2 separate regions of the Homo sapiens genome follow, and region 2 is linked to region 1. Evidence: chromatin contacts called from ENCODE Hi-C or POLR2A ChIA-PET data. All regions are on one chromosome and are shown on one strand. Each heading gives the region's core, a stretch centred on a gene start or an enhancer-like site at or near the end of the contact. The rest is flanking DNA. Distances are from core to core; before and after follow the strand shown.

Region 1 (7,382 bases), core at 1,922-4,421:
AAGTCATAATTGTGGTCTCATTTGTGTTCTAACTGCAAAGGTCAGTACAGGAATAAAGGGGGTTTCATGGATGATCATAAATGCCTCCTAAGGATTTAGCTGTGCTCTATCTAATCCAAGAAGCCTGTACTAACCACATCCCTACATTTTCTGCTGGGTAACTGAACTCCTTTGGAGATTGTATGCTGCAGGACATTGCACAATTAAAGCTGAATTATTATTATTTGCAAGCAGTTTTCCACCTACAGTCCTATTGAGTCACTTAGCTGACTCTATTTCTCTCTCCCTAGGAGACTGCCCAATTGTCTCCAACAGCACTTTTTTTTCCTTTTTTGTCTTTCCAGGCAACAATCACATAGGAGTGGTAGGACTCAGAGAATGGTATTAATACACCTAAGCACACCACCCAAAATGAGAAGGCATCTGGACTTTCGGATGCCTATAGGATATGTAAGCTCCTATAAGGCTGCACACTTAGACTCGAGATCATATTTGGCCAGGGCTCTTTCCTGCTTGTCTAGAGAACAGCTAGATGCTTTACATAATCCAGAATACAACAGATAGTTATAATGGTTTTATTTTAGGAATCATTTATTATGTTTTATTCCAATTATAAAAGTAGTGCATGCTAATTACAATTTGAGAAATACAGAAAAGCATAAATAAAAACATAGAAATCACTGCCATCAAGAGATATCTCCACAACCACAACATTTGGAAAGCTTTTTCTATTTTTTTTTTGTTACAAGCAGCAAATACACTATATATGTGTATACATTAAACACCACTTTCAATTCACTTTAACTGTAAATTACTGTGACTTTAATATCTCTGTCATATTAAAAACATGACTTAATAATTGTGTAACATTCAAAGTTAATGTGTTGAGCCACTCCCTTATTATCAAGTTTAATTTTTTTAATTGCACAGAATGCAATGATAAATATACACATGTAATTTATTATGAGAATCTCTTGCTTATTTCCGTCTGATAAAAATCCTACAAGCAGCTGGGCGCGGTGGCTCACGCCTGTATTCCCAGCACTTTGGGAGGCTGAGGCAGGCGGATCACGAGGTCAGGAGATTGAGATCATCCTGGCTAACACGGTGAAACCCTGTCTCTACTAAAAATATAAAAAAATCAGCCGGGCGTGGTGGCAGGCACCTGTAGTCCCAGCTACTCAGGAGGCTGAGGCGGGAGAATGGCATGAACCTGGGAGGCGGAGCTTGCAGTGAGCCGAGATCACGCCACTGCACTGCAGCCTGGGTGACAGTGTAAGACTCCGTCTCAAAACAAACAAACAAAAAATCCTACAAGCAGAATTACAAGATCGAAGGGTATATGTATATTATGAAAGCCTGATGTATACTATCAACTTGTATTCCAAAAAAGATATACACTCAGTAGTATATGTGGGTGTCTAGTCTTTGGTTTGTTTTGATTTTAAAATGCTCAGATGGTATAATGAGAAATCAACTACCTTCTGATTAAATGTGTGGTTTTAGTCCCTTTTTTTGTTTGTTTTTGTTTTGTCTTGTTTTTGAGACAGAGTCTCCCTCTGTCACCCAGGCTGGAGGAGTGCAGTGGCACAATCTCGGCTCACTGCAACCTCTGCCTCCCAGATTCAAGCGATTCTCGTGCCTCATCCTCCCAAGCAGCTGGGACTACAGGCGTGCCACCAAGCTTGGCTAATTTTTTTTTTTTTTTGTATTTTTAGTAGGGGGGCGGGTCTTGCCATGTTGGCCAGGCTGGTCTTGAACTCCTGGCCTCAAGTGATCCACCCACCTCAGCCTCCTAAAGTGCTGGGATTACAGGCATGAGCCACCACGCCCAGCCAGGTTTCATTTTTAATATGAAAAATCTTTATTTATTTTTGAGACAGTCTCACTCTGTCACCCAGGCTGAAGTGCAGTGGCATGATCTCGGCTCACTGCAACCTTCGCCTCCCGGGCTCAAGCAATTCTCCTGCCTCAGCCTCCCGCGTAACTGGGATTATAGGAACACGCCACCACGCCCAGCTAATTTTTGTATTTTTAGTAGAAACGGGGTTTCCCCATGTTGCCCAGGCTAGTCTCGAACTACTGACCTCAAGTGATCCTCCCGCCTTGGCCTCTCAAAGTGTTGGGATTACAGGCGTGAGCCACCGCACCCAGCCTGAACAATCTTTAGGTTAGGAGTATTCCAGCCGGGCGCCGGGCTCAAGCCGGTAATCCAACACTTTGGGAGGCCAAGGCTGGAGGATCGGTTGAGCCCAGGAGTTCGAGACCAGCCTCTCTACAAAAAAAATAGAAAATAAACTAGCTGGACGCAGCGCAGACCCCTCACGGCGCCCCGAGGTGGGAGGATCACCTGAGTCCAGCGAGATCGAGACTGCAGTGAGCCGTGTTCGCGCCATTGCACTCCAGCCTGAGCAACAGAATAAGACCCTGTATCAAAAACAAACAAAAAGTCTTCTGGTGCAAGGCCTCACTGTAAGGTCCCTGGGTTCAATGCTCCGCGTTCTGGGATGTGAATGTGGAAAAGTAAGTGCCAAGGTGGGTGTCTACCTGAGCTCCATAAGGACTCAGTACTTAGGATGGGAGCATGGCTCTGGGTTCCATTCCTGACCCCTCTGTGGCCTCAGACTCTGCCCGGGAGAGGATGAAAAGCACAAGTCGGATGCACTCTATAGTGATCGCTGTGATACTCATTAAGAGTCTTACTCCCTCGACTCCGACAAACTCAAGGCCAAGCTATGGAGTCCATCTCATGCTGACACCGTCAGTTCTGAGCAACTGTAAAATGGGGACAGGGTGGCCCGGGGGCCTACTGACCTGAGGTGGGGGCCGCGACAGCCCGGCCGCTGCGGGGTCAGCCTGCGGTCTCCGCCTGACTCCAGCTCTCCTGCGCCCCGCAGGCCCTGGGCGCTACCCACGTCAGTGAGTGCTCACAAGTCTGTGAGGTAGGCGGCGCCACAGAGAGAAACTGAGGCGCGGGAGCCCAAGCCACTTGTCCAGCGCCTCAGCCGAGCGCGAACCGCGCTCGGGGATGGCATCCACACGGCCCGGCCCCAGGCTCTCCCTGTCAGCGCCCGAAGGCCCTTCGCACCTCCAGGGGGCGCCGGCCTGCGCGCACGCGCAATGGTCGCAGCCGCGTTCTCTTTAAGAGGACTCCTTTTGCCTCCGCCGACCCCTTCGCTTCCGCTCCGCGTTCCCACAATGCAGTGCGGCTGAGCGCCTCGGAGCCCGCGGGGACGCTGCGGGGGGACCCGTGCTGAGGCGGCGGCGGCGACGTGGGCTGCGGCGGGCCCGCGGCGTCGGGCGGTGCGGATGTCGGGCTGGGCGGACGAGCGCGGCGGCGAGGGCGACGGGCGCATCTACGTGGGGAACCTTCCGACCGACGTGCGCGAGAAGGACTTGGAGGACCTGTTCTACAAGTACGGCCGCATCCGCGAGATCGAGCTCAAGAACCGGCACGGCCTCGTGCCCTTCGCCTTCGTGCGCTTCGAGGACCCCCGGTGAGGCCCCCGCGCCCCTGCCCTCTCCTCCTCGGTGCCTGAGGCCCCCGCCTTCCCTGCTGTCCCCTCCCCCAGGGCTCCCCTCCCCCCGGCCTCCCCTCCCCCCGCCTCCGCGCAGACCCCTCACGGCGCCCCCTCACGGGTGGAGGATGAGGCAGCCTCTCCTCGCAGGCCCGGGCCGTCCTTCGCGCCGTCGTCACTTCCTTTATTTTTATTATTCCAATATTTTACTTAGAAACCCAAAAGCTGAGCCTTTGGAGGGCCCAAGCCCGCCTGCACCGGCCTCGGGGGGTCCAAATGAGCCTTGTCCGCCTCCTGCCTGGGGCAGCACCGTAGGGGGAAGCGGCCGCGGGGCAGCGCGGGGGTCGCCGTTCGCCCTTCCCGCTCGCCTCTCCCCCGGCCCGTGCTCGCCGTGGCTGGAGAGCAAGCTGCAGGGTCGCGGATGCCGCTGGAGGTCGTGGAGGGATCTCTGGTGGAATAGCTCGCCGTTCGCGCGCCCCGCCCCGCAGGCCAGGGCCCGGGCTTTGTAAAGGGATCACGGATTCGGGAAAACTTCTAAAACAGCCGGAGTGGGGCTCTGATTTCACTTCCCTCCTTTGATGAGGGAGGCTTGGCGAGATGCTAAAGGTTCCAGGGATTTGGAAACTCTAGATTCCTAACCCCGCTCTAAGGAGTGCTTGTGATTTTGCAAACAGCGTCGGCCCTCAGGCCGGAAAAAGCCCAGGAACTTTCAAAACTGTGGTTGGTGGTGGTTAGCAGCTGCGGCGCTGACCTGGTCACTCCACTCCGGCCAAATAAGAGCCCGCACCCTGTTTTCCTAGCATCATTTGCTCCCGGGGAACGCGGAATGTTCGTAGGGTGTCCGACCTACCTGGGGTGGACGTATTGATAGGGCAAGGGGAGCATCTGAGGAAGGGCAGGCAGGAAGCACCGCGAGGCGTTGATGGCTGAAGAGTCGACTCTGACAGCTCATCCCTAGTATCTCCTCATTTGCCTCAAAACCGGAACTGGGCATTTTTACCCCTAAGCCGGAGAAGGCTATGCCTCGCTTATTTAGTAACCGTGCCATTGTGGTTTTTCAACAGTTGCTATGGGTCAAGTGCCATGGTGTGTATTTAGCTTTTTTTCTTTCCTTCTTATTTTTTTAGATTGATAAATTAGGGGTTTCACCATGTTGCTCAGGCTGGTCTGGAACTCCTGAGCTCAGGTGATTCTCCCGTCTCAGCGGATCAAATTGTTAGGATTACAGGCGTGAGCAACCCGCCCAGCCTGTATTTAGTATTTTTAACAATTTATGAGGTGTAGGTACTATTTTTTTTTTTTTTTTGAGACAGGTCTTCACTCTTGTTGCCCAGGCTGGAGTGCTGTGGTGCGATCCCGGCCCACCGCAACCTCCGCCACCTGAGTTCAAGCGATTCTCCCGCTTCAGCTTCCCAGTAGCTGGGATTACAGGCGCCCGCCATCATGCCTGGCTGATTTTTCTATGTTCAGCAGATACGGGGTTTCTCCATGTTGGCCAGGTTTGTCTTGAACTCCTAACCTCAAGTGATCCACCCACCTCAGCCTCCCAAAATGCTGAGGTTACAGGCCTGAGCCACCACGCCAGGCCGGGATCAATGGATTTGAACTCCCTCTTCTGTTTTTCGAATGCAAACTTACTATATGATACGCTACATTGTCATCTTCCCTCATTCCTTTCATAATAGAAAAACTATCTTTTGGTGTCACTAGATGTGAAGATTCAAGCAAAGCATTTCATGTAGTATCTTATTTAACCATTACAATAACCCTGTGAGATAGGCATACTGTTCACATTAGAGATGTAAAAACTTGATTAAACACTTACCCAGAGATGACTACTAGTAATTTGCAGAATAGTGATTTGAATGCAGGCTAATTTTATTTATTTATTGTATTTATTGAGATGGAGTCTGGCTCTGTCGTGCAGGCTGGAGTGTAGCGGCACAGTCTCAGCTCACTGCAACCTTCGCCTCCTGGGTTCAAGAGATTCTCGTGCCTCAGCCTCCTGAGTAGCTGGGATTACAGCTGCGCGATGCCATGCCCAGCTAATTTTTATCTTTTTAGTAGAGACGAGGGGTTTCACCAGGTTGCCCAGACTGGTCTCAAGCTGCTAACCTCAAGTGATCCACCTCCCAAAGTGCTGGGATTACAGGCATGTGCCACAGCGCCTGGCCTGAATGCTGGCCAGTTTTTATTCAGAGTTGTTCTGACCTCCTAGCAGTTCTGCCTCTCCCAGTCTGCATTTTACGTAGTCAAGGTTGCACTGGATATGGTCATTGTTGCTTTTAGTTCTAAAATCTTACAAGTGATTATGTGCCTGTGACACTGAACAATGCCTTCATTAGCACATTCAGCTCCTCTTGTCCACCCAAGCTCCAAGGTCACACTTTCTACCATCCAATACTGGAGAATCAACGTGGCATTCCTGACTCTCCTAGAGTCCTAGGAAAGACTTAAAGTAATTTTATTGAATATTTATCTCTTTTGGCAAAATTGTATCCAAAGAATGTTTTTTGACAAAAATAGTTCTCCAAACCATGCTGAAAAGGTACACTTAGAGTTCCAAGGCCAGGCGCAGTGGCTTATGCCTGTAATCCTAGCACTTTGGGAGACTGAGGGGAAGGATCGCCTGAGCCCAGGAGTTCAAGACCAGGCTGGCCAGCAGAGGGAGACCTGTCTCTACAAAAAATCCAAAAATTAGCTGGGTGCAGTGGTACACGCCTGTGGCCCTAGCTATTCAGGAGGCTGAGGTGGGAGGATTGCTTGCGCCCAAGAGTTAGAAGCTGCTGTGAGTTATGCTCCAGCCACTGCACTCAGCCTTGGTGACAGAGCAAGACCCCGTTTCAAAAAAAAAAAAAGTTCCACATTCATCACAAAACACTCATTTGCATTTTTCTTTTGTCCTTTGAGCCTTATTTATTTATTTTTTTAAAAGACCGGGTCTCACTATATTACCCAGGCTGGCCTGACCTGGGCTCAAACATCATGCCCAGCTACTTTATTTACCCTCAAATACTCTCCTATCTAACTGGCTACTTTTTTTTTCCTGTTTTTTGGGACAGGGTCTCTGTCACCCAGGCTGGAGTACAGTAGTGTGATCTTGGCTCTGCACTCCCATCTCAGCCTCTCAAGTAGCTGGGACTACAGGCGTGCAACACCATGCCTGGCTAACCGCCTACTTTTTATTTCCATAGACTTTATGGCACTAGGCTTTGTAGAAAAATATTAAGGGGTTAGTGTGTGGTGTGCTTTTCGAGAAAATGCTCACGAAGATTAGAAAAACACTGATGGTTTATTGGCAAAATCAATAATCTGTCAGCAGTTGATTCTTTTTTTTCTCTGAATTAGCCCTCTTATGAGTAATCTGTTTGCTCATTCATTATAATTTCATACCTCTAAAACTGCGTGTGACAGCTGTAAAGGTTAATTCCAGTATCATGAAACGTCTCCAAACCAAAGCAGAAGTGCTTCAGGATCCTGATTTGTGTGTTTTTTTCTTCACTCTAGGTTTCCCTTTTATGCTTACTACTCATGCCCCTCACTTGGAAAGTCACTTGGCCTCCTGAACAGCACTAACTCCAAACGTTTTTTTTGTTGTTGTTGTTTTTTTTAGAGATGCAGAGGATGCTATTTATGGAAGAAATGGTTATGATTATGGCCAGTGTCGGCTTCGTGTGGAGTTCCCCAGGACTTATGGAGGTCGGGGTGGGTGGCCCCGTGGTGGGAGGAATGGGCCTCCTACAAGAAGATCTGATTTCCGAGTTCTTGTTTCAGGTATGTTCCTTTCAAACAGAATGAGATGATACATGTAAAATACTTAACACAGAGTCTGTCTTCCAAGAAATGATAGCTGTTATTCTTCAG
Region 2 (7,382 bases), core at 1,858-4,357, 3.2 Mb before region 1:
GGCATGCACCACCACGCCCAGCTAATTTTGTATTTTCAGTAGAGACAGAGTTTCTCCACGTTGGTTAGGCTGGTCTCGAACTCCCGACCTCAGGTGATCTGCCCGCCTTGGCCTCCCAAAGTGCTGGGATTACAGGCATGAGCCACCACACCCAGCCACTTGGCTAATTTTTAAATTTTTGTAGAGACAGGGTCTCACTTTGTTGCCTAGGCTGGTCTCGAACTCCTGGGCTCAAGTGATCCTCCCACCTCAGCCTCCTAAAGTGTTGGGATTACAGGCATGTGCCGCCGTGCCCGGCTCTAGGATGCTCATTTAATAGCAAAGAGCAGTAATGCCTTTCCTCCCTCCGTACTTTGCTTCCTGCAGTCCTGTCTTCTACATTAGGAGAATCTCTACCCCATCTTTGATTTCTGTGTATTCAAATCCCAATTACTCCTCAAAGCCCCAAACCAGCGCAAACTCTTTCTTCTTCATGACTCCCCTATCTCAGAGCAGAAGGAATGCCAGCCTCCTCTGCACTAAGCACCGGAATCTGCAATCCCAAAATCCCATTCCACCCTGACAACCACCCAGCAAAGGACATTTTCCTGCCATTTTTCATCAATTATAAGATGACCCCCACCCCTTGTTTTTTACATTGAATAGTTGTTGACATCTGGATGGTATCTTTATCATTAAGATTAGCAGCATTTTTTCTTTCTTAATGGTATATTAAATAAGGGCACATCTCATAATCAATATTATCTTAGATTAGCTGAAATATGATATATGGTATTCGTATTCTGCAAATGAAAGTAACTTGTCCTAAGTCACATATGGCCTGCTAACAAGTGGCAAGGCCAAAGCCCTGTTCTAAAGACAGATCTGCTTGACTATAAAGACTGTGGCTCTTCACTGCCCCACTGCCCACCTCTGACAACCCACAGCTCTCTCTTCTAATGACACTTAGCACTTACTATTTTATTTTACAGTTAGTTGTGCTTCTGATCTCTCGTCCCAGTCCTGCCCACTTAAGACTGTGGACTTCTTAAAAAATGATGGAATTTGCTAATCCTAGGATAAAATAATGTGTGTAAATCAGAACTGGTGTAGTGGCTCACGCCTGTAATCCCAACACTTTGGGAGGTCGAGGCAGGAAGATTGCTTCAGCCCAGGAGTTTGAGACCAGCCTGGGCAAAACAGTGAGACCTTATCTCTACCTTTTTTTTTTTTTTTTTTTTGCGACGGAGACTTGCTCTGTCGCCCAAGCTGGAGTGCAGTGGCACGATCTTGGCTCACTGCAACCTCTGCCTCCTGGGTTCAAGCAATTTTCCTGCCTCAGCCTCCTGAGTAGCTGGGATTATAGGTGTGCGCCACCTTGTCCGGTTAATTTTTTTGTATTTTGAGCAGAGACGGGGTTTCACCATGTTGGCCAGGCTGGTCTCGAACTCCCGACCTCAAGTGATCCACCCACCTTGGCCTTCCAAAATGCTGGGATTACAGGCGTGAGCCACTGTGCCCAGCCACTTTTTTTCTTTTTTAATAGAAAAACAAAACAAAAAAATGTGTAAATCACACAACAAAGCACCTAGGACAGAAGCACTTAATACAACTGTGTCTGCCAGACAGAAAAAGCGTTGCCTGTAAAGAAAGGTGTGCATCTATACACATGCAATGACCCTGTGAATTTCCTTCTTTAGTTCGCTACCTCATTTGTAGACAGGAGCAATGCCAGGCCTGCCTCCCTCACAGGGTTGTGGTATGGTTTCACATCAATTAAGAGAGGATGGACAATTATTACAGTTCCTGAAAGGACTCCCCTATCTCTATTCTTGCTCCCCACAGTCCATTTTCCACACAACAGCCACAGTGATCTTTTAAAATTGCAAACCAGATCATAACACTTTCTGGCTTAAAACTCTACAATGTCTTTGTATTGCACCTAAAAATAAAGGCCAACTTCTCTATCACGGCCAATAAGGCCCTGCATGACCTGAAACTGGCTGGTTCTCTGATCTCATCCCTCTAGCCTCCTTTTAAATCTTCAAGACATCTGACTCTGTATGTGGTAGTTTAATGTATGAATGAGTCTCCCCACCATCCTCTACCCGCAAGCTCTCCATTTCTCCCTTCTCAGTGTAACTTGGTGGCTCAATCTGCCACAGGGCCCATGCACTTAAAGTGCACTTCCCCCAGAACTTCACATAATCATTCAAGTCGGTTTCAATATCCTGCACTTTTCCTAGGCCCCTATCTAAAACAGCTCCTCCTCAATCCTAGTCACAATGTACTATTGTAACTAGGACCGTACTGTTACATCATCTTCATAGCTCTTTTCATCCTTTGAAAAATAATTTATTTTTTAATTTTTTATTGACGAGGTCATGCCCTGTCGGCCATGCTGGGTGCAGTACTGCCATAATAGCTCACTGAAGCCTCGAATTCCTGGGCTCAAGTGATTCTCCCGCCTCAGCCTCCCGCGTAGCTGGGACCACAGACACGCGCTACCACGCCCGGCTAATATTTCATTTTTTTTGTAGAGATGGGGTCTGGCTGTGTTGCCCAGGCAGGTCTCGAACTCCCGGCTTCAAGCGATTCTCCCTCCTCGGCCTCCCAAAGTGCTGGGATTACAGGCCTAATCCACCGGGGTGCGACCCGGCCGAAATTATTTTTATTTATTGTCATCTGTTTCACCCAGTAGACTGTAACCTCCACTAAGGCCCCTGTCTGTCACGATCTCTGCTAAAATCCAGAAAATAATGCCTGTACACAGGAGGCGATCCAAAACTATTTACTGAATGAATGACTGAATGCCTTGGCTACTCCTCTAAAGACCAAACGGATTCTATCCAGCCCAAAAGACACATTCCATCTGGCCAGTCGTAGCCGGACCGAGACAGCCGAGCCCCGGAGTCGAAGTCCCGCCCTGCAGGGTCCTCACCGTCTGAAACCATGGCTGTCCCAGCACCTCAGCGCAGAGCAAGTGGTGGTCAGGGGAGCGTCTCAAATCCTGCGCAGCCCAACGTCCGGCGCCGCCAAGTGACGCACGAGGTGCTGTGACTCGTGCCAGCCCCCTAATCTGCGGAAGTGGAGTGCGGGGAGTGCGCCGGAAGAGGGGTACGGAAGTGCGCCGGAAGTGGGGTGCGGAGGTGTGCAGCGCGCTGTCAGACTGGCTCGCAGGCGGCGCGGCCGGCGGACCCGTTCGAGACAGCGCGGGCGGCTCGGGTCCCCTGGGGCTCCGCAGCAGGAGGACGCCATGGACGACAAGGGTAAATCAAGACAGGCCAGGGCTGCTAGGCTACAGCAGCGCCGTTCAGGGGTCCCCCCAACCTCTCACATCCAGGCTGAGCTCCCGAAGAGATTTCTTTTGAATTTCAGGCTGCTCCGCTGGTTGTGTTTCCAGAGTCACAACTAAATCCCTCGCGCTGCTCTTGTTTTCAGGGATGCGCCCTGGCAGTATCTGCAGGCATCCCTCCCACACATACGCTCCTTCCCAGTGCCAGTCTCCTTCCTGCCTTGTTGGATCTGTCATTAAAATTAGAATGAATAAGGCATATTTGATGTGCTCATCTAGTATGGTTATTAAGTGAAAAACAAGGGCAAACTAATACACTTTTCATGTAAAGAAATAAAGGGGAGTGGGTGGAACTCCATGTATAATATTTGTAACATATATGTGTATGTGAATAGACATGTATTAGCATAGACTGTCTGGAGGGGTGCAGGAGAAATTGGCAAGATGGTTGACTCTGGGATCCTCTCAGATTTTAGGACCAAAGAGGCTGAAGAGAGAATGACTTTTCATCATCATTTACTCGGGCTTAATTTTTAGGCCTTGCACACCAGTAGCTTTTTTTTTTTTTTTTTTGAGACGGAGTCTCGCTCTGTCACCCAGGCTGGAGTGCAGTGGCGCAGTCTCGGCTCACTGCAAGCTCCGCCTCCCGGGTTCACGCCATTCTCCTGCCTCAGCCTCCCAAGTAGCTGGGACTACAGGCGCCCGCCACTACGCCCGGCTAATTTTTTGTATTTTTAGTAGAGACGGGGTTTCACCGTTTTAGCCGGGATGGTCTCGATCTCCTGACCTCGTGATCCGCCCGCCTCGGACTCCCAAAGTGCTGGGATTACAGGCGTGAGCCACCGCGCCCGGCCACCAGTAGCTTTTTCAAAATAAAAAAGAGCTCTTGCAAACAGCAAAGTGGTATTTTCTCTATTCCCATCAACATTTATTGCATCCCTGAAACCAAATACCCTAAAAAGAAAGTATTTTTTAAATTGTTTGCTTCTTAAAGTCAACAGTCATTAACAAGCTCTCTTGCCTTATAGGCTGCTAAATGAATTAGGTGAATCACTTTTTTCCCTTTTTCCAGAGTTAATTGAATACTTTAAGTCTCAGATGAAAGAAGATCCTGACATGGCCTCAGCAGTGGCTGCCATCCGGACGTTGCTGGAGTTCTTGAAGAGAGATAAAGGTATATAGAGAGTCATCTGTTAACACTCTGGGACTTAGGATAGTCTTTTTTTTCTTTTCTTTTTTTTTTTTTTTAAAGAGACGGAGCCTCACTCTGTCACCCAGGCTGGAGTGCAGTGGCGAGATCTTGGCTCACTGCAACCTCCGCCTCCTGGGTTCAAGCAATTCTCCTGCCTTGGCCTCCTGAGTAGCTGGGATTATAGGTGTGCACCACCTTGTCCGGCTAATTTTTTTGTATTTTAGAGACAGGGTTTCACCATGTTACCCAGGCTGGTCTCGAACTCCTGAGCTTAGGCAATCTGCCCGCTTTGGCCTCCCAAAGTGCTAGGATTACAGGTGTGAGCCACTGTGCCCGGCCGTTTGTTTTTTTTGAGACAGAGTTTTGCTCTTGTCTCCCAGGCTGGAGTGCAATGGCACAATCTCGGCTCACTGCAACCTCTGCCTCTCAAGTTCAAGCGATTCTCCTGCCTCAGCCTTCTGAGTAGCTGGGATTACAGGCATGCACCACCACGCCTGGCAAAATTTTTTTTTTTTTTTTTGAGACGGAGTCTCGCTCTGTCACCCGGGCTGGAGTGCAGTGGTGCCATCTTGGCTCACTGCAGGCTCCGCTTCCCAGGTTCATGCCATTCTCCTGCCTCAGCCTCCAGGTAGCTGGGACTACAGGCGCCCGCCACCATGCCTAGCTAATTTTTTGTATTTTTAGTAGAGACGGGGTTTCACTTTGTTAGCCAGAATGGTCTCGATCTCCTGACCTCGTGATCCGCCCATGTCGGCCTCCCAAAGTGCTGGGATTGCAGGCGTGAGCCACCGGGCCCGGCCAAATTTTTTTATTTTTAGTAGAGACAGGGTTTCACCATGTTGGCCACAGTGGTCTTAAACTCCTAGCCTCAGGTGATCCGTCCGCCTCGCCCTCCCAAAGTGCTGAGATTACAGGCGTGAGCCACCATGTTCGGCCAGGAAAGTCTTCTAATGACTCTTAGAAATGTAGAAAGTGAGAGATGCATGTTTGCCTGCATAAAGTAGTAATACAGCTCCAAGCTCAGCTTCTGCCTTCATTTCAGACCTTTCAATCTGGAGAGAGCTCTTACGTTGTCATGAAAAGGATCCCTTTCATAAGTGAAACAGACTTTGAATCGAGAGTGACTATGTTATATTGTGTTAACCATGATGCGTAAATTTCAGTAGCAGTTCAGCTTTATAAGTGTTTATTAGGCCTCCACCTTGTGCCAGATTCTGTACAGATGCTACAGGGAATATTCCAGAATAAATTCTGGTATTAGTATTATTTATTGTGATCCCCTAATTCAGCACCCTAAATGTAAGCATCTGGGTATAGCATGAAATCTTGTATAAGCAAAATAATAATGCAGCCTTTAATCTGAAGGGCTTGCCTAGAGACACATGTCTTTAAGGCAACCTCCAGTGTCTTCCCATTGTTCTTAAAATAACATCCAAACAACCTTAGCCTCACCCATACCACCTTGCAGACCTCATCTGCCGCTGCTACTTAATGTCTTTCCATGCCTCAGCCTCCCAAAGTGCTGAGATTACAGGCGTGAGCCACCATGCCCAGCCACCCAGCTTTATTTCTATGTGTGCTTGTTTACTATCCGCTTCCTCTATTACAATCAAAACTCCATCACAGCAGAACCCTACCTGTCTTGTTCACTGATGTATCCCTAGCATCTAGAATAGTGCCTGGTATATAGTATGTACCTAGTAAATATTCACTGAATGAATGAATGAATTGAAGATACAGGTCGGGGCTGTGGCCCTAATGTGAACATCACATTCCTTGTTGGATCATTCCAGGGGAGACAATCCAGGGTCTGAGGGCGAATCTCACCAGTGCCATAGAAACCCTGTGTGGTGTGGACTCCTCTGTGGCAGTGTCCTCTGGCGGGGAGCTCTTCCTCCGCTTCATCAGTCTTGCCTCCCTGGAATACTCCGTAAGTGCCTGTTCTCCCTGGGGTTACCTTTCCACTTCTCTGTTTAGTGACAGACATTCTCAGCATTAACTGGATCTTCCCTGTCCCCTCAGTTTGCTCTTTTCTTCCTAGGATTACTCCAAATGTAAAAAGATCATGATTGAGCGGGGAGAACTTTTTCTCAGGAGAATATCACTGTCAAGAAACAAAATTGCAGATCTGTGCCATACTTTCATCAAAGATGGAGCGGTGAGTGGATAATCATCATGGTGGTAAGGAGGAGCAACGGTTTCGAGTCCGACTGCCTGGGGTAAAATCCGGGCTCTGCCACTCACTTGCTGTGGAGACTTGAACAAGTAACTTAACCTGTCTGTGCAGCTTTCTCATCTGTTAAATAAGGATGACAATAGTACCTACCTCCTTGGGTTGTTGTGAGGATTAAATGAGGCAAGACATGTAAGGGGCAAGGGGTGTGAGGGCTTGGTATTGTGCCTGGCACTTAGTAAGTGCTGCATGAATGTAGGTCTTGTTATTAGAGATGGTTGTCATTGTAAACAGGCAGAGAGGGACAGTGGGACAGCACGTGTGATTCTTGATTTATTTTATTTATTTATTTATTTATTTTGAGACGGAGTCTTGCTCTGTCACCCAGGCTGGAGTGCAGTGGCGCGATCTCAGCTCACTGCAAGCTCCGCCTCCTGGGTTCACACCATTCTCCTGCCTCAGCCTCCCGAGTAGCTGGGACTACAGGTGCCCACCAGCAAGCCCAGCTAATTTTTTTTATTTTTAGTAGAGACGGGGTTTCACTGTGTTAGCCAGGATGGTCTCGATCTCCTGACCTTGTGATCCACCCGCTTCGGCCTCCCAAAGTGCTGGGATTACAGGCGTGAGCCACCGCACCTGGCCCTGATTCTTGATTTAATACAGTGTTTTACTAAAGAAGTATTTTTATGATTGTATGTGTAGTAAATCTGAATTAACAGAACAGCTCTTGTCACTGGTTAACA

What was found. A loop is a pair of places that touch in the nucleus more often than their neighbours do. ChIA-PET counts read pairs that join two places held with the same protein, here RNA polymerase II (POLR2A). Pooled maps may share reads with other maps.
Region 2: a loop to region 1 is called in a pooled map, with 6 times the contacts of the local background. The contact joins the promoter of EIF2B1 here to the promoter of SRSF9 in region 1. A Hi-C loop is called at or near these places in 1 of 50 pooled maps. POLR2A ChIA-PET finds 5 or more read pairs at or near these places in 2 of 52 experiments (B cell and activated naive CD8-positive, alpha-beta T cell).

What each region holds. Positions count from the first base shown.
Region 1 is chr12:120,465,537-120,472,918 of GRCh38, reverse strand. SRSF9 (serine and arginine rich splicing factor 9) reads left to right here and starts at 3,171. Exons shown (of 4, transcript NM_003769.3): 1 at 3,171-3,497; 2 at 7,132-7,292. The coding sequence starts at 3,310. It also overlaps a transcript of DYNLL1 not described here. RefSeq lists silencers at 3,213-3,512, 3,763-3,932.
Region 2 is chr12:123,629,411-123,636,792 of GRCh38, reverse strand. EIF2B1 (eukaryotic translation initiation factor 2B subunit alpha) reads left to right here and starts at 3,107. Exons shown (of 9, transcript NM_001414.4): 1 at 3,107-3,248; 2 at 4,347-4,448; 3 at 6,260-6,396; 4 at 6,508-6,624. The coding sequence starts at 3,236. It overlaps GTF2H3 (general transcription factor IIH subunit 3), which reads right to left and starts at 2,964. Exons shown (of 13, transcript NM_001516.5): 1 at 2,921-2,964. The coding sequence starts at 2,933. RefSeq lists an enhancer at 2,891-3,080.